3 separate regions of the Homo sapiens genome follow, and regions 1 and 2 are each linked to region 3. The links are chromatin loops, found by intact Hi-C in ENCODE. Cell type or tissue: endothelial cell of umbilical vein. All regions are shown on one strand. Links, peaks and the distances in the headings refer to the core of each region. The heading gives the core; the rest is flanking DNA. Region 1 overlaps MYO16 (myosin XVI). Region 2 has its middle 54 kb from the start of LINC00399. Region 3 holds the start of LOC130494219 (a long non-coding RNA gene).

Region 1 (2,500 bases), core at 1-2,500, 69 kb after region 3:
ATCATCTTGTGTCACTATGGCCCCTGAAGAGAGACACCCTGCAGACCAAGCTTACCCCCTGACTTCAGCTAGGGCACAAGACAAGCTGGCTATGTAGCTGGGGTCACCCTTCTTCTGCCAGCCGCCAGAAGTCTGTAGTAGCTGGACATTGCAGATATCAATTTTTCTGGCAATTCTAAGGAAGTATACTGGTTTAAAAAAAAAATGAGATTCTGGAAATCCGAATAGGAATACTGGGGAGAATTCAGAGGAAATGAGATGACTCATCCTACCTCCAAAGCACTAACTACTTTGTTCCAGCACTTCTTCTATCTCATCACAACCCTCTCCATTAAAATGAGAGAAAATAAAACAAAACAGAACACAAGTGGTTATGCACTTATGTAGAAAACAGTCACTTGAAAGCAGCAAAGGGAGTGAGTGTTCCATCCAGGCCCAATTCTAACACCAACACCTGAGCCTACTGTTTCCCCCAGAAAGAGGATTTTAAAGGCTGGGATCAAGGAGATGATGTTTACAGCATGAAGGTCAAACCCATATTCAGAGTCTGTAACTAGAGTTCTGGAGCTGGTTATTAGTAAAAGGAGCCTCCCCAGTTGAATTTACAGACAACCAGAGGAAAGAAGAGCTTAAGGGTAGAAAAGAGGACTATGGTTACTCAGTCCCTAAAGCAATTTCTAGACATAACAGAGAGTGAGCTGCAGAGCAGAGTGGGCCTCTTAAAAGGGTATTTTTTTTTTATTCTTTAGGGCTGCATCAGAATGGCCTGGAAATGAGAAATTCTGTTGGGCAGATGCTTGTGGAAGCCAGATTGCTTCTACTCTCAGCAGAGTGAGCCAAGAAAGCAGGGTGGTGGGAGCTTGCATGAAATCAGGTTATTTAGTGAACACTTTGGCTACACGTGTGCTAGGTGCTTTCGTAAGCACCTTCCAGGCATTAACTCGTCAGCTCTTAAGAGCCCTGTAAAGTGGGTACTTCTATGTTGCAGATCAGGAAACAGGAACAGGGCAGTCAGGTAATCTGGCCAAAGCCACATGGAAAATGACAGATCCTGGCAGCCTGGCCCAAGAGTCCATGGGATGTGTTTCCATTTGTTCGCATCATCTATAATTTCTTTCAAAGTGGGCTAAGGACATGAGTAGACAATTCTCAAAAGAAGATATGCTTTTAGCTGTGAGTCTACTGTGCTTAACCCAACTATTGTGGTCTAGGATCTGATACAGGCTAAGGATCAGAGTCCCCTGTACCATGTTCCTCTTCCCTTCTTTTTCTGAATGGGACCACAGTCATCTATGTTTGTCCAGGAGTGTGTGCCAGCTCCTCCGTCATCCTCCACCAGTGTGTGCTGTGCTGGTTACATTCCCTTCAGTCTCATTAGTGTGGACATGGAACATTCATATTTATGTTCCTTGGCACACACTCAGCATACAGTAGTGATCTCTGAAAACAATGTCACCAGATCAGGAAACAACATTTAACTGATGGAAGAATATCGCTACCATGTCAACTGATTATTTTCCCCAAGTTTTCTTAAGACACCATGTTTCCTAAATGACACAACTTCATATTCATTTATTTAGAAAACAAACTGAGGAACGTTCACTTCTGGAGAGCTATAGCATGTTATTGTTCCTGTTGTAAAAATTTCAAAAAAGAGTCATTTTTCTAAAACATCAGGAAATTCTGACAAATGGAGAGAATTCCAGATGGAGTGAAGCTTTTTGAGGTGAACAGATAATTACCAGCTGCTTTTTTCCTCCCGGGGACATTTGCCAATTCTGAGCATTTCCCCAGATCCAGAGAGTTTTTTCTGGAAGGAAGATAAACCACATGATATTTTGGAGTTTCATGGGACTAAAGAAACAAATTGGAAACTTATAGGTCCTCAAATGCACAGCCATCGTCCACAGGGGACACTCATTTAGCTGTTCACCTGCATGGGTGATGGGCGCCCTAGGCCAAAGTTTATAGAAAGCAGAATGAAACCTCCTACAGTGACAGAGGTGCTTCAGAAGTAAAACCCTGGCAGGGGTGATGATGGCCTCTAGCATGTGACCAGTCTCATCTTAAAACATTTTCTGGATTTTGAAAGTGTGTGGGGCACAAGGCTGCAGAGTCAGGCTGGGAGCTCTGAAACACAGGGCTAGATTTGCTGTCATCTTTCAGGGCTGAGGAACAAAGACCTCGCAATGAAAGGCAAAGGCGGATCAAGCCTGAGGATTAGGAGAGAACCAGGGGTAGACTGGTTCTCCAGCACAGCCCAGCGAGGAACTACAGTAAGAGTGAAAGCTGATGTCTTCATGGAAACACTGGAAGCCAGAAGCCAACATGTTCCTGGTTAAATTACTGAGAGAAAAAAAAAAAAAGTCAACATAAAATTCTACACTGAATAAAAAATACCCCTCGAAAATGAAAGTGATAAGATTGTTTGGCTTTTTTCTTGCTAATTTGTTTGAGCTCCTTGTAGATTCTGAATATTTGTCCTTTGTCAGATGTATAG
Region 2 (11,254 bases), core at 5,239-7,738, 72 kb before region 3:
ACCCAGGGAAGATGCTGGGCATTCCCCTGCCTCATTTTACTCATCTGTAAAATGGAGATGGTGAGAGTAACTTCTTATGATGTGTTTTGGTTTTAAATTGACTTTATTTTTTTTAGAGCAGCTTTATGTTCTCAGCAAAACTGAGCAAAAGGTACAGAGATTTCCATACACCTCCCCACCCTCTCACCTCCACACACACACACTGCCTCCCTCATCATTATCCCCATCCCTTGCCAGGGGGTACATTTGTTACAATCAATTAACCTAAATTGACTCATCATCATCACCCAAATGTCACAGTTTACATTAGAGTTCACTCCTGGTGTTGCCCATTCGATGGGTTTTGGTAAATGTATACAGGTTTGTTTTTAAGGTGAAAAGAAAATACTCAAAAAGCTTAGAAGAGTATATGGCATAGATGAAAAACTCAAAATGTTACCTACTATCATTGATATTATTATTGATTATAGTGGTATGTTTTAAAATAATCTTTTGAAACACTTTTTCTTTTCTTTAAATTATAGTGGCATGTCCGTAACTTACATATGTGATATATGTTGTATATTTATGTAATTTGTAATAATTATATACTACCATGTATAGTAGTATATATTACATATACTATATAATATGGTATGTATACTATGTAATATATACTTATTCTTTATTATACATAACACAATATATTACATATATATACTATATATGAAGACATACATATATAGTGTATATACTAAATTATTAGGTTGGTGCAAAAGTAATTGCAGTGTTTGCCATTACCTTCAACAGTAAAAACCGCAATAACTTTTGCACCAACCTATAATACATGTCTTCAAAAACTGATGAGCAGAATCTCTGAACTCAGCCAAACACAGAAGGATCCTAGGGTATGGGTGATTGTTGAAATACATGCTGCAAAATATTCCTCTTAAAAGCCTCACTCTGTAATCTGAAACTTCTAATATTCTGGCTGTCTTTGAGTGTGGTAAGCTCATATTTTGAGGTCAATAATTCGTATTCCCTTTAAATAACACCAGTTGTTTGCCTCTGGACAATGATAATCTTTAACGTGGGAAGATTTAATCCTAATTGCAAGAGGTCTTACAGACAGAAGTGACTTCCAAAAACACAGACCAATATTTCCTGGAATAAAATTCCAGATATTAACAGGCTTTATTATGGCGGCCTACATCAGTGTGTCAATGCATAAGAACATAAGCTGAAAAAAAAAATTGGCTCAGATCATAAAAATAAAGCTTAACAGTTGGATTCAACATCTCTTATCATCTACCACTCCCCACAGACATCTCATCTCTGAATCCCGATCCGTTATTCTTGAGCTAGGTACACACATTCAATACTCTGTAGCCCAAGGCAATGCCTACAATCTAAGTTCTAGGGCAGAGACTACCATATTCAGTTTTTTTATTGTTTCTCCAAGTCAATTATTTCTTAGAAATGTATTAAATTTTCTCATGCCAGATTTTATGTGATTTAATTATGGAACACTAGAGAAAATCAGGGATTTAAAAGAATTTTTCATGCCTCTCAGCCATGATCCAAGGTGACTGGTTGTACGTGGTAAAGGATAGCATCTACTCAGTCCCCGCGATTTGAAGACATATGTAACCAGCACTTGCCACCTTATCATTATACTCTAGAAGGCCATCAACCAAGACTTCATTCCGGATGTCCTAGCTCTCAGAGAACATCCCTTTCGACCCAATTGTATTGTCTGTTCATACTCTATTATTACAGTAAATGTGAGTGAACAGCAGTGTATTGACTTTTAATTATGTATAGTATATTTTTAAAATTTGTAATTACTATTCCTTTATACGTCTCTAAAAATCTTGTAATTATGATGCTAAACACTATCACACCATTGGAAATGGCAGAACTGTTCAGATTTGCCAATATCTGGGTGATTACTCTTGCTTGCAAAGGTTTTTAGAGAAGTAATAATTATGTGCTTAGCATTTAAGCTATTTCTCCAAGTTTACAATTATTATTCTTTCTTTCTGCAGAGAGCACTGTGACTTACAAAGAGTAAGAAAACTAGAAACTTTTGTTTGGTTTGCCAATGTATTGGCAGCATGATTGGGACAGAATCCAGGTCGTGCCCCAGGAGAAAGCTATTCGTGACACCATCTCTTCGCACCCTGAAAACATATTTATTAATTCAGTGTTTGACGTGTGTTTGTAATTACTGATGTGTATTTATGGGTTTCAGGTGATTTTTTTAAATCTTAGAATCTCTGCCCCTTATTGAGGGTGGTCTTAAGGTAATAGGACATTTACTGAAACAACCTTCTGTACCAAACATGATGCCTTCTTTTACCTCCGTGGCTTCCAGCTTCAACCTGTACTCCATGTTCCTTCCAGACTCTGTGCTCCATCCACAGCAAACATTGCAGCTTGCTAAGCAGCCTGTGCTGTTGCTTCTGGGCCTTTGCATCGGATGTGGTCCCTGCTTAACAGACCTTCCCTAGCTCTTTGCCTGCACACAATATTCAGCTCACCCTTCAATTCAACGCAGCTAACTCACCTTTTCTTCTCTAACAGCCTCATCCCCTCCCCTAGAGACTTATCCACTTCTCTTTGTGCTACACTGGTATACTAGGCATTTCTGTCATTTTTTTTCCTGTATAACATCCTCTGAATGTAGCATCTATTTAGTAATTATCCTATTTGAGGATGGAACTGTCTTTAAAAGAATCTTCAAGATATATACAACCAAAAATGGCAAACAGAGTAACACCTACACAAGTTTGGTACAGTGCCAGAAACACATGCTTTATTTTTCTGGACAAATTAAAGAAATTCACCTTTGGTCACGTCCACTTCTATATTTGGACATTTTCATGTGGTTTCTGGGTACTTCTCTCTTCTTCATTCCTCTTGTTTTTTTTCCTGGCTTATTTTTACATTAGTAGTTCAATTTTTAAAGTTCCTGAAACAAATGCAAAAAGTTGGTATGGTATTATTCAAAGTATAAGATCAATTTGTAGATCTTAGGAAATTCTAATTCTATGAGTCACTTTACTTCTTCTGTATGGGTCTCCTTTTATTCACTTAAACTGTTAATGTAACAAGAATTTATCTACTGAGTGATTGCACCAAGCACCCTGTCCTTATTCCTTGCAGGGAAATAGTAGGAGTGAAGAATCTCCTTAGTCATTATTTTAAAGTATTTTTTTCAAGTCAGTGAAACTACAACAGTAATGACAAAGTTAAAAGCATTTAGATTACAACTTCAAACAGTGATTATATCTCAAACATGTGCTATTAAAAAATCTTCGGGAGTTAGAATGTGATAAGATTTGTCATTCATTTTCACAGATATTTGGAAGATATTTCAAATAATAAATTTTGCTACTAAGTGGTAATTTAATTGTGCATTTAGACTCAAATTTCTCTGGACAAACATCCTACTTAAATTTTTCTTACCCATAGTAGATTTTATTCGAACGAGAGTAAACACTTTAAAAGCTTTGATGGAAGAATTAGTAAGTACCAATGACTCATAGTTCATCTAGCATTTTTCTTCCCTCATGCATTTTGATGACCATTTAATGGGTTACACCACCAAAACAGCTCCATTAAAAATTTTCAAGCCAGAATAAGAAGGTAAAATTAACCCACAGTTTTTCAGGTAGATCCATGAATTAAGACAACTACAGGAAACATCAATGGGTAAAAAAAAATGTATTCTCTTTTTATAAGTTTATAATAATTATTTATTAGGATCACTGTCCTTCAAAGTTCTAAATTTAATTGAAGAAAACTTGTTAATGCTTATAGAAGAGTCACTTTGTTAAATTTATCATGTTTGTATATTAATTGCTGATACGTGAGATAAATCTAAACATGATATAATCAGTCATAATATTTGATTTTTAAATTGGCAATTACATTTCTTGATTATTGATTTAGAAGAATTTTCTTTTTTTCTTTCTTTCTTTCTTCTTTCTTTCTTTCTTTTTCTTTCCTTCCTTCCTTCCTTCTTTCTTTCTTTCTTTTTCTTTCTTTCTCTTTCTTTCTTTCTCTTTCTTTCTTTCTTTCTTTCTTTCTTTCTTTCTTTCTTTCTTTCTTTCTTTCCCTTCCTTCCTTCCTTCCTTCTTTCTTTTCTTTTCTTTTCTTTTCTTTTCTTTTCTTTTCTTTTCTTTTCTTTTCTTTTCTTTTCTTTTCTTTTCTTTCTTTTCGGATCTCACTCTGTTGCCCAAGCTGGAATGCAGTGGCACAGTCATGGCTCATTGCAGCCTTGACCTCTCAGACTAAACTGGCCCTCCCACCTCAACCTCCCAAGTAGCTGAGACTACAGGCATGAGCCACCAGGCCCAGCTATTTTTTTAATTATTATTATTTGTAGGAGTGAGGTCTCACTATGTTGCCCAGGCTGGTCTTGAACTTTTGGGTTCAAGCAATCCGCCCGCTGCAGTCTCCCAAAGAGCTGAGATTATAGGCATGAGCCACCATGCCTGACCTAGAAAAATTTTCAATATGTTACAGAATGTTTATCAATCTGGTAGTGCTATTAAAATAGGGTCTTGGAAATACCCTTCTGGCAGCAGAGAGCAGATCTGGTGGCAGGGAATATGACCAACTCACAGAAAGGGCACAAGCAAGGAAACAGTGTGAGGTGGTAGCAAGAGTGATGAAGAGAACAAGGCAGATTCAACAAGTGCATGGAAGTAAAATCAGCAGAACTTGATAGATCTGTTAGCTATGCAGAAGAAGAGAAAAGAAAGAAAGTGAAAGATGGCTTGGTCAATTCTATCCCAGGTCTTTCCAGAAAGGAATTCAGGGAGGACCTGGTTTGGGAAAGGCCAAAGGTGGGAGCAATGATGAAACGGGTGTAATCCATGGTCAGAGACTCTGAAAGAGGGCATCACTTTAAAACACATAAGTAATTTTTAAAAATCCTAATTATTATATCACCAGTGAACTTGGTGAAAAAAAGAATTGGGAAGGCTGATAATAAAATGCTTTTTCTAAAGGGATCTCTCTGAAGAATTCAGTTTTATTATTTCAATAGGTTTTGGTGAAACAGGTGGTGTTTGGTTACATGAATAAGTTCTTTAGTGTTGATTTCTGAAATTTTGGTGCACCCATCACCCTAGCAGTGTACACTGTACCCAATGTGTAGTCTTTTATCCCTCATCCCCCTCCAACCCTTTCCCCTGAGTCCCCAAAGTCCATTGTAAAATTCTTATGCCTTTGCATCTTTATAGCTTAGCTCCCACTTATGAGTGGGAACATATGATGTTTAGTTTTCCATTCCTGAGTTACTTCACTTAGAATAATGGTCTCCAATTCCACCCAGGTTGCTGCGAATGCCATTATCTCATTCCTTTTCAAGGCTGAGTAGTATTCCATGTGTCTATGTGTATGTGTATATATATATATATACACACACATATAGATATAGATATATATACATGTGATATATAGGTATATATCAGATTTTCTTTATCCACTCATTGATTAGTGGGCATCTGGCTGGTTGTATATTTTTGCAATTTCAAATTGTGCTGCTATAAACTTGCACGTGCAGGTATCTTTTTCACACAATGACTTCTTTTCCTCCGGGTAGATACACAAGAGTATGGGATTGCTGGATCAAATGATAGATCTACTTTTAGTTCTTTAAGGAATCTCCACACTGTTTTCCATAGTTGTTGTATTATGTTGGTGCAAAAGTAATTGCAGCTTTTGCCATTAAAAGTAATGAGTAATGAGCCTACCCTTTAATCTGCCATGGAGAATGATGATCACAATAAGAGACTTAATATTTATTCTGTGCTTCCCAGGTGTCAGGCATTATATGCTGTTCTATGTCTTATCTCAGCCATTGAGAAGTCCTATCAGGCAGGGCTGATTGTCCCCACTTACAAAAGGGTGAGATCTAGCTCCGAGAGGATTCATGATATGCCACAGGACTGACAGCCAGGAGTAACTTTCAGGACTGCTCTGAACAGGCAACCCTAGGGAGAACTGCATGAGCCCACAATCTGGGATCAATGAGCAGATAAGAGAGATGAGAGAGGACAAAGCTGCTCCTCTGCTCCTTTTTCCCCCCAACTTTCTCCTTTAAGATCCATCTTTAGGGGCAGCAGGGAGAACAAATGGGTGCAATGGGAAGTGGGGTCCCGGAGCTCAGAGGCAATAAGAGCAGCTGACGTGCATGGGGCTGAGGTTCCAGGTAGAGCTGGATTTTACTCCAAAGTGTGCAGAACCCAATTTCAACTATCTTTGAAGAATCACAAAGAAAGTGAAAGGGCAAAGCCACGAGTCCTGGAAACCTCAAATAGTCATACTTGATGGTATTTTCTGGTAAACCTGTGGAATGGACTATTGTGCTACAGACTTATAAGCCCTTTAGAAAAAGCAGTCATGATTTTCAGGAGTCAGCATGGCTTCACTAACAGCGAGTCACACCTCATTTGCTTTCTGACATTTGACTGGACTGGCAGCTTGGAAGATGACATAGATGTGGGGTAGCTGGGTTCCATCAAAGCATGTGACAGAGTTCTGTTTAATATGTTCACGGAAGCACAGCAGGATGACATGAATGGACTGATAGCAAAATCGGATGCAACGTAAAGCAGTGAATAACTATTTTTTTAAAAAGTGGTGATTAATGTACTGATATCAGCCTGAAAGGAAGTCATTAGCAGTAAGCCAAAAGGTTCTGATACGATTAAATCCAGTCAAATGCTTTTATCATTCACTTACTTGAAGGCATGGAAAACATGCTTCTCAAATAAGTGGGTAATCTAATGATTGTGGGAATGTCTACTACAGCAAATGACTGTATCAAGATTTAAATAATCTAGGGATGCCAGTATGAAGCACAAAAGAAGGTGTTGGAAATTTCTTTCTGAGAAATCCTTTGAAACAAGATAGATCCCTCATCAAGCCAGAGCTGGTAAGAATTTCTGCTTTTGACTTGTATTTAATTTTGAATTGAATTTGGTGAATAAAATTTGGCTTCTTTTCCTCCTCCTGTAGAAACTAACTCCAAAATAAGAAGCAAAACAAACAAATGAACTTCATCTTTAATTTTTAAAAAAGAAAAATAAAAATGAAGGAAAGAAAGAATAAAACAGAAGCCTAGCCTCTCAAAAGCAGTGACAATCAAACATGGAAACCCTCGAGGGTGGACACCTATGGTCCCAGACCTCAGAAAAGGCCATCAAAGTCCACTTGTTCAAGGTAGATGGCAGCCATGCAGGTTAGATCTAAACTCGGGTCACAGGATGGGGATGAGTTCTGCCCGGCCCTGAGAGCGTCCCCAGAGTTCGTCTGGCTCTGAGAGAAAGTTGAGGAAAAGTGGCTGAGAGAGCACCGTGCCAAAGTGTCTTCAGAAGGTTGTCCTTGGTGACAACATGAGGCAGGTGGTGAGGCAAGGAGAAGTTCCACTGGGAGTCCCCCGAATGTTGATCCTGCTTGGATGAAAGGAAATGAGAGTCCAGAAGCTCATCTGCACTCCATAGTCCTGAGTCATTCTGAGAATTCCTAACATCCTGAAGCACACGCTGCCCCAGGTCCCACATGGACTTCCTACAGATAGTCAATATGTGGAGAGCTTGTCTTGTTCAAACATGAGAAATATTCGAGAAATAATTTAAAAGGAATAAGCAAAATATACAAAGATTGTACAATTCTACAAATGGGAAGAAAGAACAGAGAAATTAATTTCTAATGCAGACAAAAACCTGCATTAGAAAAACGCTACCACAAAGAGAGATTATGATCCAACCTATCTTCACAAATTACCAACAAAATGAAACCATCATCTGTATAAACAAAACACGCAGCAGAAACACATTAGTTCATGGGTGATATATTGGGACCTCAGAAGAATGTGCTATGTGAGCTGGTGTAGCTCAGGAAAAAATGTGAAAAATATAAATGCACAGGAAAAAATGATAGCTAAATGGGAAGCAGCACTAAGGAGAAATACTATGAAAATACAGCTCTGCACATAATGGACTGTACTGAGAAAAACACTCAAAATATAAAGAAAATGAGCAAAGAGTTAATGGGATTACAGTGAAAAACAGTAGTTATGGAACAAGGCAAGTAAAATCTAGAAAGTGTGATGGATTTACCTAAGTAGGGTGTATTAGTCAGGGTTCTCTAGAAGGACAGAACTAATAGGATATATATATATACACACACACTATATATATACACATACACATATATATGTGTGTATATACATATATACATATAAATACATATACATATACACACATATATAGTATAGGATATATATATATAGTGTGTATATATATATATACTTATAGGATATATATATATAGTGTGTATATATATATACTAATAGGATATATATATACACTAATAGGATATATATATACACTAATGGGATACATAATATATATACTAATAGGATATATACTATATATATACTAATAGGATATATACTATATATATACTAATAGGATATATATAATATATATACTAATAGGATATATATTATATATATACTAATAGGATATATATTATATATATACTAATAGGATATATATTATATATATACTAATAGGATATATACTATATACTAATAGGATATATACTATATATATACTAATAGGATATATACTATATATATACTAATAGGATATATACTATATGCTAATAGGATATATACTATATATATACTAATAGGATATATACTATATATATACTAATAGGATATATACTATATATATACTAATAGGATATATATTATATATATACTATTAGGATATATATATATATACTAATAGGATATATATATACTAATAGGATATATATATATATTAATAGGATATATATTATATATATACTAATAGGATATATATTATATATATACTAATAGGATATATATATATACTGATAGGATATATATATATACTATTAGGAGATATCTATATCTATATCTATATCTATATATATATGTAGTGGAGTTTATTAAGTATTAACTCACATGATCACAAGGTCTCACAATAGGCCGTCTACAAGCTGAGGAGCAAGGAAGCCCAGTCTGAGTCCCCAAACTGAAGAACTTGAGAGTTCTGTGTTAGAGGGCAGGAAGCATCCAGCACAGCAGAAAGATGTAGGCTGGGAGCCTAGGCCAGGAGCCTAGGCCAATCTAGCCTTTTTGCATTTTTCTGACTGCTTAATATCCTGCCCATGCTGGCAGCTGATTAGATGGTGCCCACCCAGATTAAGGGTGGGTCTGACTTTCCCAGCCCATTGACTCAAATGTTCATTTCTTTTTTTTTTTTTTTTATTTTTTTTTTTGAGACGGAGTCTCGCTCTGTCGCCCAGGCTGGAGTGCAGTGGCGGGATCTCGGCTCACTGCAAGCTGCGCCTCCCGGGTTCACGCCATTCTCCTGCCTCAGCCTCCCAAGTAGCTGGGACTACAGGCGCCCGCCACTACGCCCGGCTAATTTTTTGTATTTTTAGTAGAGACGGGGTTTCACCGTTTTAGCCGGGATGGTCTCGATCTCCTGACCTCGTGATCCGCCCGCCTCGGCCTCCCAAAGTGCTGGGATTACAGGCGTGAGCCACCGCGCCCGGCCTCAAATGTTCATTTCTTTTGGCAACATCCTCACAGACACACCCAGGATCAATACTTTGCATCCTTCAGTCCATTCAAATTGACACTCAGTATTAACCATCACATAGGGTATCAAAATAACAAAAGAGTAAAATATTCAAAAAACATTATTTTAAAAAACTTCAAAAAACAAATATTTACATTTCCAGTTTGAGAGGGTATCTTATGTCCCGAGGAAAATCCATGTAGAAAAGACAACCATAAGACATAGCTAGTAAACTTTCTGAACCTTAAAGGACCCTGAGGTTAGAAGATGTATTTGTTTGCCATTGCTACTGTAGAAAAATACACAAACTTAGTAACTGAAAATACTGCAAATTTATGATCTCACAGTTCTGGAGATTGGCAGTCCAATTAGTCTTCTGGGGCTGAAATCAGGGTGCTGACACACTTGCATTCCTCCTGCAGGCTCTAGAGGGGATCCACCTCCTCACCTTGCCCAGCACCTATACTTCCTTCCTCACGGCTCCTCCCTCCACCTTTAAAACCAGCCTCATGGCATCTGCAAATCTGTCTGACCTCTGCTTCTGTCCTCACAGCTCTTTTTCTGCCTCTAGTGCTCCTGCCTTTTTCTTACCAAGGCCCTTAAACACACCCGGATAATTCATAATCATCTTCCCACTCCAATATCAGTAAATTAATCCCATCTGTAGAGTCCCTTGCTACCATTTTAAGGTAGCATATCCACAGTTTTCAGGGATTAGGTGAAGCACATCTTGGAGAGAGGGTGGCATTATTCTGCCAACCATAAAAGGCAAATGAAAAGTTCGTCTAGAAGGTAGAAGGAAAGAAAAACTAAACTTCTGTAGATTTTTCCACAGTGGCAGGGAAATAATGGAAAATATTTGTATTCATTATTTGTTGCTGCCTAACAAATTACTCAAAAACTTAGTGTCAACAACACACCAAAAACGACATATTATCCATATCTTTTCTGCAGATGAAGAATTTGGGAGCAGTTTAAGGGCAGTTCTGGCTCAGGGTGCCTAGTGAGGTTGCCATCAGAATGGCAGCTGGGACTCCAGGCATCTGAGGCTGCCTGGGCCAGAGGGTCTGTGTCCAAGGTGCCTTCTCACAGGATGGAAGGCAGTGCCGGCATCGGTGAGGCTGCTTGGGCGTCTTCTACAGTCGCAGTACGGCAATTGGCTTCCTCCAGAATGAGACCCAAGAGAACAAGAGGCAGGCCTTGAAACTCATGTCATCATTTCTGTCCTGCCCTGTTTGTTAGAAGTGAGGCTCAATGGACCTCACACTGCATTTGTATCAAATGCCCACAAGAGGCAAATCTATAGATGCAGAAAGTAGATTTGTGGGTAGCTTAAGGCTGGAGAGGGGACTGGCAGGGCTGAGAGATGACAGAAGGTGTGGGTTTCTTTGGGGATAATGAAAATGTTCTGAGTGTGGTCATGGTGGTACATTTCTGTAAATATATAAATTTGAAAAACAGTGAATGTGCACTGTAAATTTTATGGTATATGTAGTGTATATGAACTCTATCTCAATAAGGCTGTTACCAAAAATACATACGTATTTAATGAAGTATACTATATAAAGTTACAGGTAAAGTTAGTCTGAAAACTAAAAAAAAAATTCAGATCAACAGAAAAAATAAATAGAAGA
Region 3 (11,254 bases), core at 4,726-7,225:
CGTGTGCACGTAGTCATGTGCACAGATACAGGGTCTGTGGTATTGGCTAGTCCTGGGGCACTGAATTTACTAAGGGTCATGTTACCTGCTTAGATCTGAGATGGGGGTGGGATTAGAAAGTGCATGCCTGCTTCCATGCCATAAAGAACCTACATTTGATAGAAAATGATTTTTACTATTCTGACCATTCAAAGTAATTATTGAGTATGCATGATGTAGCATCCATCAGCTAAACTCTCGAGCTCTGGACCCAACTCTCTTGCACTTGAGTCTTGGCTCGGCCACATACTAGCAGTGTGCATAAGGGTTTTATGCGCACCCTCTGTTATTCAGTTCTCTCATCTGTCAATGGGGTAATAATTATACTTACTTCAGCCAGGTGTGGTGGCTCACGCCTATAATCCCAGCACTCTGGGATGCCAAGGTGGGCAGATCACCTGAGGTCAGGAGTTTGAGACTAGCCTGGCGAACATGGTGAAACCCTGTCTCTACTAAAAATACAAAAAAATTAGCCAGATGTGGTGGTGCACCCCTGTAGTCCCAGCTACTTGGGAGGCTGAGGCAGGAAAATCACTTCAACCAGGGAGGGGGAGATTGCAGTGAGCCAAGATCATGCCACTGCACTCCAGCCTGGGGGACAAGAGTGAGACTTTGTCTCAAAAAAAAAAAAAAAAAAAGGAAAGAAAGAATTATACTCACCTCATCAGATTATTGTGGGGATTAAATTAATAAAATAAAGAAAGCTTTTAGAATGGTGTGCTCCAACATAGGTGCCATGCAAACATTTGTGGTTAATTGTGTTCTTGTTTTCCATGCAGATATAGACAATGGGGACACATTTTGTTTACAATATAAACAAAGTACAGGCCGTCATGGGATATATCTATCACTAGGATCATGAGAAAATTACTAAATAACTATGTAAGTTAATTTAAGTTAATGATAAATGCTATGAAGACAAATTAAGCAAGGTGGAGGTTGAAAGGGTGATGGGCAGGGTCTTCTTTAAAAAAGGTGATGAGCAAACACAGTGACTTAACATGAAGCCCTGGAGTCAAAAATACAAATGGCCAAGAAATTCCATGCTGAGGGAGTTCCCTGGGTCATGGCAATGTCAGTGAAGGTCTTTGGGGAAGGATTTCAGTAGGGAGACAGGACGGGTCTGATCCCTTGGGAAATGCAAGCCACTCGCTGGGCGACATTCAGGCAGGTGCATCAGGGCGTGATCATGGGGAAGACGATGCACTGCCAAGCCCAAGTGGCCCCAGTGGGTTTGGGGAAATATTGGGAAATGCTTACGAATAGGCAGGGCAGAGCTATGTTATGAGAAATCTGGAAAGCCAAGTACATATGTTGTAGGTTTGTTGTGGTAGGACATAGTCAAAGTGTTGGAGGATTTTGCATGACACAGTGATGCTGTTCTTTAGAGAAGACAAGACTGGGCTGCAGTTACAGGGCCAGCCAGTGGACACTGCTGGGGAGCCCAGAGCTTCCCATGGAGAGACTGGAGCCGAGAGAGGGCAGGGTTCCTTCTGAAGAACAGGCTTCGTGCTGCCTTGGGTGTGTGGGAGCTGGCTTCCCTTTCCATTGTGTTTGTGATGATAAATCCTGCACTTGGGATCTTTCCCCAGGTTACTCCCCTTAGACAACCAAGGCTCCTGCAAGGCTGGAAGAGAAAGGCCCCCCTTACTTTAAAGAAAAATGGTTGCCCCTTACCCTGCCCCTAACAACTGGCAGGGTTTGTCAGCCCAAGCCACAGAAATTCCAAGACCAGAGAGAAAGCAACCTTAAACCCCAGCTCAGTGTTCTTAATGTCAGAGATAGTAATCTTGAAAAATGAGTCTTTTCTCTCTGGAGGGCACTTAGGTCTAGATACAGAATATCCATGTTGTGCAGAGCATAGTGTCAGGCCCACCGTCGGCTTTTCCAGACATTAATCCATTTCAAGACCATACTGTGTGTCTTCAAGCCATGAGAATTAAGTGGAAATAATGGATGCCCATCTAGAAGGTAGCTACTGCCCTGTGACTAGAACTCGACACTTCAATAAGTATTCCAATACTTTGTGCAAGCCAGTGGAATGGGCAGAAAGGGGGCCTAGAGGAGAAAAGATTACGCTTTTCAGCCATGGAGGTGCCTGGCTGAGACTCACTATATCAGAAGACAGATGCACAAGAAGAAAGCACATACATGTATTCAATGTAAGTTTTATGTAACATGGGAGCCTTCAGAAATGAAGACCCAAGGAAACAGGGAAATCTATGGATGTTTAGGTTTGATGAAGACTTGGACAGTCATGCAGAAATATGATTGGACAAAGTGGGTGTGACCTAATGGTTATAAAATGAGGGGAACTTAGCAAGGCCTTTGTTCAGATTCGTCTTGGTGTTTTTTTGTCTTCATTCCTTTCCCCCCAATATAAGGAACAGTCTTCTGTAATGAGAGTCTTATGACTTATTTTAGAGAAAGGCCAGAGAATTCTTTCATGGCCTGCTTCAGGGGAGAATGGTGGAAGAAGGTCAGAGAGACCTTCCTGCTTCTGCTGTCTCCTTAAATGCCAGCATGTCATATTCTAGGGTAGCGTGTTCTGGTCCCTGTTACTCATCTTGTATTGTCCTTCAAGCGGCATCTTCCTGCTTCATTTCTTAGTCCTGCTTTATTTACGGCTTGCTCTTATCTTTCTCCCTCTTTCCTTTCTTCTTTACAAAGTAGATTCTCCTGGCAAGGTAGAATTGCAGTGCTCTTTCAAGGACTGAATGGCTGTTGCAATACGTGTGGCTTTTCATGCCTGTCATCTATATAGAGCCATATTCAAATAGGACGACCGGGGCTGGTTAGAGATGTCAGGATTTTAGTGCACCTACTGAAATGCACACTCTGGCCTCCACCAAGAGAGGGACATGGAAACAGGCCTAGGGAATGTAGTACTTTTGATCTTTATCCATACTCCTCCCTCCCTCTTACAACTCTCACAAAATTTGCCCTCAAAAGACACCTTTCATAAAAAGTCAAACATCTCACTTCCTTCTATAACTTCCCTGACTGGTTTGTATTCATTTGAGCTTCTCTTGCAAAGCTGAGCCTCGCTTTGAAAACTCTGGGATCTATTTCATTCTATATGCTGTGCACTTCACATGAGTTCCTTCTGTGCAAGCTGGAGACTCCTCTGGGCTCCTTCCCTGAGTGTTACGCTGGCTTCTTCCTAGACTTCTCATTCAGCTCGGTGTGTGTGTGTGCGTGTGTGTGTGTGTGTGCACGCATGTGAGCATTCACCCCCTAGCTGCAGGTGTAAGGGATGCAGGGATGGAACTCTTCCATCAGAGGATCACTAAAGGCATACTAATTAACTTGTTCTCTTTTTTTTCTCTGAAATAATTTTTCTCTTGGACATATTGAGAAGTAAAAGATTTCATTTTTCACTGAAAAATAAAATGTTCATGCTACCAACAGCCTGCTTTGGATTTCTGAAAGATATCTGCAAGGCCAGGAAGCACACTGCAGCTAGGCTTAATGCTGAAGGGCCCAATCCTCCTTTGAACAAAGGAGCCCTCGATTTACGCCTCTATGGCCCATTTTAGCAAGTTCAATCTTTCCATTAACCCCTGGTAACCATAATGACTTCCTAATACCAGTAAATTAACAAATACCGGGGTGCCACCAAATGCATCCCTGAAGTGCCTTTGGTGTGGTCCCCGGCCTGCTGAAACGAAGCGTGGGCCCCGCCTTTGTTCTTCCCCAGGACTTTTCTTGTGGGCTCACAGCACTTTGAATCTCAAATGAGCTGCCTAATTAATCTCCACAACTATCCTGTGAGACTTGTCCATTATCTTCACTTTGCAGATAGTAACAATTTATAGGACTTGGCTGAGGTCACAGGAAAATTAGCATCAGAGCCAGAATAAAATTCTGAGTTCCTAAACCCCTTTCCTCTTATCCTGTTCCCTAGACAACATCATTTCATCCTCTTGGTATAAAATTAGTAAGTGTGGCGGGGCCGTATTGCATCGTAATGAACTACTGTTTGGTACATGTGACCTAGAGGCTAAGGGCTTTTTTTTTTTTTAAATGCACAGTCTGAAAAGGTACTAAAACAATTATTTTTGGAATATGTCTTACAGAATGGCTTTTAGACGCCATGTGCCCATTCGTCTCCATGAAAGGAATGTCATTTACACAACCCACTGAACATCTCCGTGGTTCAGGTAGTCCTGTGCCAGGACCTGGAGAAGACGCTGACCCTCAGGTGTTTTCTTTTTTGCTGATAAAGTGTGGGTGAAATGTGTTGGACTTGGTGCATGCTGCAATAATTGCAAATGAGATGATCTGCACATGAATTTTCTTGGTGTGATTTTGTTTGATCTTTCTCGGTGTGGTTCTGTAATGGCAAGAGACATCTTCCTCTGCATCAGAGTATGAAACATCTTAAAAGGCATTGCATGGCTGAAGTGCAGGTCTGTATTTTTTAGAACTAGCTATTTGACAGGAAAGGGTGTAAATCCACATTGTGTTCATTCAATTCCACAAGCATTCATTGAACACCATCTCATGACAAGCCAGTGCCAGGGGCCGTGAATGGGGCTGGAGGCAGACACATTCCCAGGGTGACTTTAGAGTGGCCTCTCCTGTGTGCTCATTTGGAAAATCAGAAGGAAGATGACGCAGGCTTGATTCTGTCCGGCTCAGATGTTCAAGAACATTGTGATCACTTCAGATAATGTTTATCTTATTTATGATGTTGCACAGATGTTCAAGAACATTGTGATCACTTCAGATAATGTTTATCTTATTTATGATGTTGCACTGACACAGACTGTCAAGGCTGAATTCCTACCCTGCCTGTCAACAAGTAAACAAGTCCTTAAGCGGATTATGGGAACTAACTAAGGAGTAATTAGAAGCATTTTGTCAAGTCACTAGAATGGAATCCCAGGGTGGACCCTTTAGGAGAGGGAGAGTTCTTTGATAATGCAAACACATTCTTTAGATTCCAGGTTCCAGTGTGGCTTCTGGGTGGCAAAGTGAGAGGAGCTTGCTTTGGAGAAGTGGAGCTGGCCTTAGGAAGGCGTGTTTGACTCTGTTGACAATTATCAGTCAGGAGCTAGATCTGGGTAGGACAGTTAGAAACACTGACATAATTCTTACTTTGTTTTGTTGGCCTTAAGAATAAAAATTTTAAAATACAGATGATTATTCTATACTTTCAGGTTTATTATCAACCTGTAGCACTCAAAAGCTTTCAATTATTGTTAATATATTTGAGTTAAATATCAAAGTAATAGGCATTACTTACTTTTAGAAAATTGCAACCAATAAGAGGCATTTCATTTGTCGTGCATTTAACTTTTGAGACATAATGAATAGTTTCCTAAAACTTTTCAAAGCTGAATGTTATGGAAGAAACATTCTCACCATAACTCTTAAAAATTGCATATCCTTACAAGTGAATACCATATCAAAATATGAAAATCATTTCAGATATTTATTAACTACTTAAAACTGACAAATGGTAAACAGAAATGTCATTTCTTTCATTAGTACAGAGAAAGCTCCCTCACTCCTCCCAAATATCTATTGTGATGAATTGGTTGATTATTTTAAACAATGTAGTTGCACAAATAGACATTAATGTGAATGATGATAGCATGTCACTTCTGAGGAATTGCATTTAGGAGGTACGTGTATGACAGCTTATGTGTAATCTTCAGGCTTGTATTTATGCCACAAGAAAATAGACTTTCTTCAATGATTCACTTCATCACAGGTGGCCTACCTACCTGAAAGACATCTTCATGCCAAAGTTGGCTGACTTTCTCATGCACAACGAACCCATATTCCCGTAGGAATTGAAGGATATGACTAATCAGTTGAAAACAGTTCTTTCATTTGTTTAACATGTCAAACTCAGGAACAAGCCCCAAGGTTCAAGTTTTACTGAAAGACTTTTACCATAGTGCTTTTTTGACATAGAAAAGAAAAACAGAACAATAAAAAAAAGAAAGTCAACAATTTTTTCAGTGAAGAGACTCACAGAGATTGAAGGTTCTCCGAAAACATTCAGGCCAATGCATCATTTTACATATGAGAAAACTGAAGTCCAGAGGTGACAAAATTTGACAAATCTACATAGCTAAAATGAAACCAAACAGACTCGTAATCCTACTTGGTGCTGGAGGGAGGCTGCAATCTGGGGAACTTGTTATCCAGACATCCCAGCTGGTAGAGTGTGCTACTACATAGATAAAGTCACTGTGGTTAGTGTCTAGCCTCAGCTTTAAAGTTCTGGAAAATCAAATTTGTCAATATTCCCATGGTTATTTAGAGTTAGGGGAACTAATATAAATTCCAAAATATAAATTTATAAAAGAAAATATTGTGACTTTTCTTGTTCTCTATGTAGAACATGCCCATAATCTTCCATAATCATCCTTATGACATGCAGCATCCTTACAATGACTGAGAAGTGGTAAATTTGGAAGCTTCTTAGGTGAGTGTCGAGAGGGCCGAGGAACAGAATAGTCTCGGGACATCTAGTCATCCCAATTTTACAATTGAGCTATAGGCTGATAATACCACTGTCTCTGTTCTCTAAATAAGCATGGCAAAATTGTGGTTTTCTGAATGTCGTTCATCAATAATCCAAGCTGGCTTTTTCACAGTTAGTGTCTAGATAAGGTTCAACAACATACATGTGGTTTCTCATGGTTGTATTTTATTTACATTCTATTCCCCCTTTCAGACCAATCAATCACCTTGATTGAAGTTCTGACTGTGGTCTTGCTAAGAATTCTTCTGGAATATGATCCCTTTTGCTTGTCTCTTCAGCTTGCTTGGCAACTTTCTACCCACTTTCCTCAAAATTCCGAGACATCAGACTCACCTCCAGTTCATCTCCAGTTCATGTGACAGCTGCTGTCCCTGCTGGTGAAGTGGCTGTGCTGTCTGGGGTATACACCCTGGGGTTCATCGTCACACACCAAGAATTCAGGACACAATCACATGTGGGTGGGTTAGGGAGTGGAAAATTTAATAGATAGAAGAAAGGAGAGAGGAGAGCAGCTCTTAGAGAGAGAGAGAGAGAGAGACATCTGAAAAGTGGGGAGGCAGTGGACCAAAACAGATATAATAAGTTGGAGAAGGCGGTGTCTGATTTACATAGGGCTCACAGACTGGTTCCATCAGGTATGACGTCTACATAGTGTGCGGGGGAAGGCTGGTTGCCCCACCCTAATCTAATTATGCAAATAGGCTTTCCAGTTGATCAGAGCCATCTTCTCTGCTCCTTACAATACACTTGGCTGGCAGGGAAGGGAAGATGGAGCCACCAGTTTGAAAATGTCTAGTCCTTAGTTCCTGCTGGCATTCACCTATGCAAGCTCCCAGCTTGCAGGCTGCTCTTTGTTAGAAAATGACTTGGGGCTGCTTTTCATTAAAAAGAAAAGCCTTACCCAGGACTCCCATGCCCTTGCTATCTGCCTAAGCAATTCCTTCTTAACTCCTATATCCCTGGGGAGATGGTAGGAGTGCTGCCCCTGTCTCCTTGCTTGAGAGGGGAACTGCCCCAGGGAACCACCGCCATCTTTCTCTATTGCCTGTGTGACTGCAGCATGGTGAGGTTCTAAGTCCCTGTACCCCTTTTGACTAAGGATGTTTTCCTTCTTCCCCATGATTTTGCTGGAGAATGAGAGGCAGAATTAAAACGTGCTGCATTTGTATTCAGATGTAAAGTTTGTGTCTCTGCAGAAAGCATTGCTTGTGTAGAGAAGGAAAGCATATTGTTTTAGTCCACAGGGGAGCTAGAAATGTGATCAGTCATCAGAATAAGGCAGATGTGTGCTAAATATTTCAGTCACTTATTAGCAGATAATTTATTGGCTTATTATCAAATGTAGCAAATATTTGCCATGTCTGCTTTGGGTTACTTTTTTTGGGAAGCCTTAGGCCGATTTTTGGCAACAGGGATTGAAAACATTTTACCACTTCCCTTACTGAAAAGGCCTTGTTGCCTGGGTGGGTGCCCAAGTCGTTGGTCTCACAGCTGAGGAAATCGACGATGCAGACACACCAAGGACGAGGTCAGAGCAGAAGCAGAAGTTTAACAGGTGAAAGAAAGAGAACAGTTCTCTGCTGCAGAGAGGGGTCCCAGAAAGGGTTGCCGTCCCACAGTAAAATGAAAGGGTTTTTTTCATGCGCGTCCGTGTGAAGAGACACCAAACAGGCTTTGTGTGAGCAACATGGCTGTTTATTTCACCTGGGGGCAGGCGGGCTGAGTCCGAAAAGAGAGTCAGCGAAGGGAGATAGGGGTGGGGCCGTTTTATAGGATTTGGGAAGGTAATGGAAAATTACAGTCAAAGGGGGTTGTTCTCTGGTGGGCAGGGGCGGGGGTCACAAGGTGCTCAGTGGGGGAGCTTCTGAGCCAGGAGAAGGAAATTCACAGGGTTAATCACTCAGTTAAGGTGGGGCAAGAACAAATCACCATGGTGGAATGTCATCAGTTAAGGCGGGGCAGGGCCTTTTCAGTTCTTTTGTGATTCTTCAGTTACTTCAGGCCATCTGGGCGTATACGTGCAAGTCACAGGGGATGCGATGGCTTGGCTTGGGCTCAGAGGCCTGACATTCCTGCCTTCTTATATTAATAAGAAAAATAAAACAAAATTGTGTTGAAGTGTTGGGGCGGTGAAAATTTTTGGGGGGTGGTATGGAGAGAGAATGGGCGATGTTTCTCAGGGCTGCTTCAAGCGGGATTAGGGGCGGCGTGGGAACCTAGAGTGGGAGAGATTAAGCTGAAGGGAGGTCTTGTGGTAAGGGGTGACATTGAGGGGGTTGTTAGAAGAAACATTTGTCATACAGAAAGATTGGTGATGGCCTGGATACGGTTTTGTATGAACTGAAAAACTAAATGGAATAAGAGAAGGAGAAAAACAGGTATAAAAGGACTAAGAATTGGGAGGATCTAGGACATCTAATTAGAGAATGCCTAAGGAGGTTCAGCATAGTCCTTCCAGCGAAGATTATTTATTTACTTCAAGAGTTAAGAGTGGCAGTTTGGGGATAGCATGAGGAGATATCAGCCATGATGGCTTGGAGAAACAGTGTAAACTGGCAGTGTAAACAAGAGCAGGGCATGTATGAGTAGTTGAGAACGGAGAATAGGAGTATGACTAGACGGAAAATAGTAGGGATGACAAGTTTTTTTGGGGGCACAGTCTAAGTTGGTCTGGTGTCTGGGATGAGACTGGGGCCTAATAAAAAGGAGCTTAAATGGACTGTACCTTGTAGCATTCTGAGGACAGGTCTGACTTCTGAGAAGGGAAAGTGGTAAAAGTATTGTCCAGTTCTTTTTAAGTTGGTGGCTGAGCTTGGTGAGGTGTGTTTTTAAAAGACCTTTAGTCCGTTCTACTTTTCTTGAAGACAGAGGACTATAAGGGATATAAACTGAAAAACTGCTTGGCTAATTTGACTAATAAAGCCTGGTCTGTTATCAGACTGTATAGAGGTGGGAAGGCTAAACTGAGGAATTATGTCTGACAGAAGGGAAGAAATGACTGCGGTGGCCTTCTCAGACCCTGTAGGAAAGGCCTCTACCTATCTAGTGAAAATGTCTACTTAGACTAAGAGGTATTTTAGTTTTTGTGACTCGGGGCATGTGGAGTAAAGCTAATTTGCCAGTCCTGGGCGGGGGCAAATCCTCGAGCTTGATGTGTAGGGAAGGGAGGGGCCTGAATGATCCTTGAGGAGTAGCAGAATAGCAGATAGAATAGCAGATGGAACACTGAGAAGTTATTTCCTTGAGGATAGATTTCTACAATGGAAAGGAAATGAGAGGTTCTAAGAGATGGGCTAGTGGCTTGTAATATGGGGAAATGGGGTGAATGTCAGGTGGATCAGAGAGATGCAGTCATGGGGATCAGGTGTGGTATCAGGAATAATGTGGGAGGCCAGATTGAAGTCTGGGCCAGGAACAATGGTAATTGTGGGACTTAACAAAGAATGAGTACAGCTGAAGGAGCCGGGGAGCAGAAAGTATATGCGTCAGGTATGAGGAAGAAAATAGATTTTGGAAGTTATGAGAAATGTAGAGAGTGAGTTGAACATAGTTTGTGATTTTTAGGGCCTCTAAAATTATTAAAGCAGCGGCAGCTGCTGCATGCAGACATGAGGGCTAGGCTAAAACAGTAAGGTCAAGTTGTTTGGACAGAAAGGCTACAGGGTGGGGTCCTGGCTCTTGTGTAAGAATTCTGACCGCACTAACCATGCCTAGGAAGGAAAGGAGTTGTTGTTTTGTAAGGGATTGAGGTTTGGGAGATTAATCAGACACCATCAGCAGGGAGAGCACCTGTGTTTTTGTGAAGAATTATGCCGAGGTAGGTAACGGATGGAGAAGAAATTTGAGCTTTGGAGGGGGATACCCGATATCCTTTGGAGAATAAATGCTGAAGGAGCAGAAGTATGTCTTGTTGAGAAGATTCAAAGGAGGGGCTACAAAGAAGAAGGTCATCAATATATTGAATAAGGTGAGAAGTGGAGGGGTGGAAAGAAAGTAGATCATGAGAAAGAGCTTGGCTGAAGTAATGAGGGCTGTCCCTGGAACCTTGCGGCAGCACAGCCCAGGTAAGCTGCTGAGCCTAATGGGTGTCAGGGTCAGTCTAAGTGAAGGCAAAGAGAGGCTGAGATGAAGAGTGCAAAGGAATAGTAAAGAAAGCATGTTTGAGATCCAGAACAGAATAATGGGTAGTAGAGGGAGGTATTGAGGATAGGAGAGTATATGGGTTTGGCACCACGGGGTGGATAGGCAAAACAATTTGGTTGATAAGGCACAGATTCTGAACTAAGTTGTAAGCCTTGTCTGGTTTTAGGACAGGTAAAACGGGGGAATTGTAAGGAGAGTTTATAGGCTTTAAAAGGCCATGCTGTAGCAGGTGAGTGATAACAGGCTTTAATCCTTTCAAAGCATGCTGTGGGATGGGATATTGGCATTGAGTCGGGTAAGCGTGATTAGGTTTTAATGAGATGGTAAGGGGTGCATGATCGGTCGCCAAGGAGGGAGTAGAGGTATCTTATACTTGTGGGTTAAGGTGGGGGAATACAAGAGGAGGACGCAAAGGAGGCTTTGGATTGGGAAGAAGGGCAGCAATGAGATGCAGCTGTAGTCCAGGAATAGTCAGGGAAGCAGATAATTTGGTTAAAATATCTCGGCCTGATAAGGGAACTGGGCAGGTGGAGATAACTAAAAAAGAGTGCATAAAAGAGTGTTGTT

What was found. Peaks named below come from ENCODE experiments on the same cell type or tissue, not always from the same donor. Only the 100,000 strongest peaks of a DNase experiment are listed, where the experiment ranks them.
Region 1: a loop joins it to region 3, with 6 times the contacts of the local background. A loop is called at or near these places in 4 of 110 quality-filtered maps.
Region 2: it touches region 3 in a loop (9-fold over the local background); 3 of 110 quality-filtered maps call a loop at or near these places.

Annotation. Positions count from the first base shown.
Region 1 is chr13:109,203,291-109,205,790 of GRCh38, reverse strand. The region is part of intron 34 of MYO16 (myosin XVI); the gene reads right to left. It overlaps LOC124903207 (a long non-coding RNA gene), which reads left to right. Exons shown (of 2, transcript XR_007063864.1): 1 at 1-2,500. Among named protein-coding and RNA genes, the nearest start is that of MYO16-AS1, 37 kb to the right of the region's middle. In endothelial cell of umbilical vein, for the core only: no CTCF peak of the experiment used is centred there; a DNase peak (open chromatin) is centred at 1,400; H3K27ac peaks cover 404 bases.
Region 2 is chr13:109,340,980-109,352,233 of GRCh38, reverse strand. No RefSeq gene overlaps it. Among named protein-coding and RNA genes, the nearest start is that of LINC00399, 54 kb to the left of the region's middle. RefSeq lists an enhancer at 2,252-3,451. In endothelial cell of umbilical vein, for the core only: no CTCF peak of the experiment used is centred there; DNase peaks (open chromatin) are centred at 6,543 and 7,493; H3K27ac peaks cover 1,927 bases.
Region 3 is chr13:109,268,043-109,279,296 of GRCh38, reverse strand. It overlaps LOC130494219 (a long non-coding RNA gene), which reads right to left and starts at 7,094. Exons shown (of 2, transcript NR_185888.1): 1 at 6,878-7,094; 2 at 785-1,666. It overlaps LINC03061 (long intergenic non-protein coding RNA 3061), which reads right to left. Exons shown (of 2, transcript NR_185883.1): 2 at 8,222-11,254. RefSeq lists enhancers at 7,822-8,550, 11,068-11,254. In endothelial cell of umbilical vein, for the core only: no CTCF peak of the experiment used is centred there; a DNase peak (open chromatin) is centred at 5,926; H3K27ac peaks cover 1,857 bases.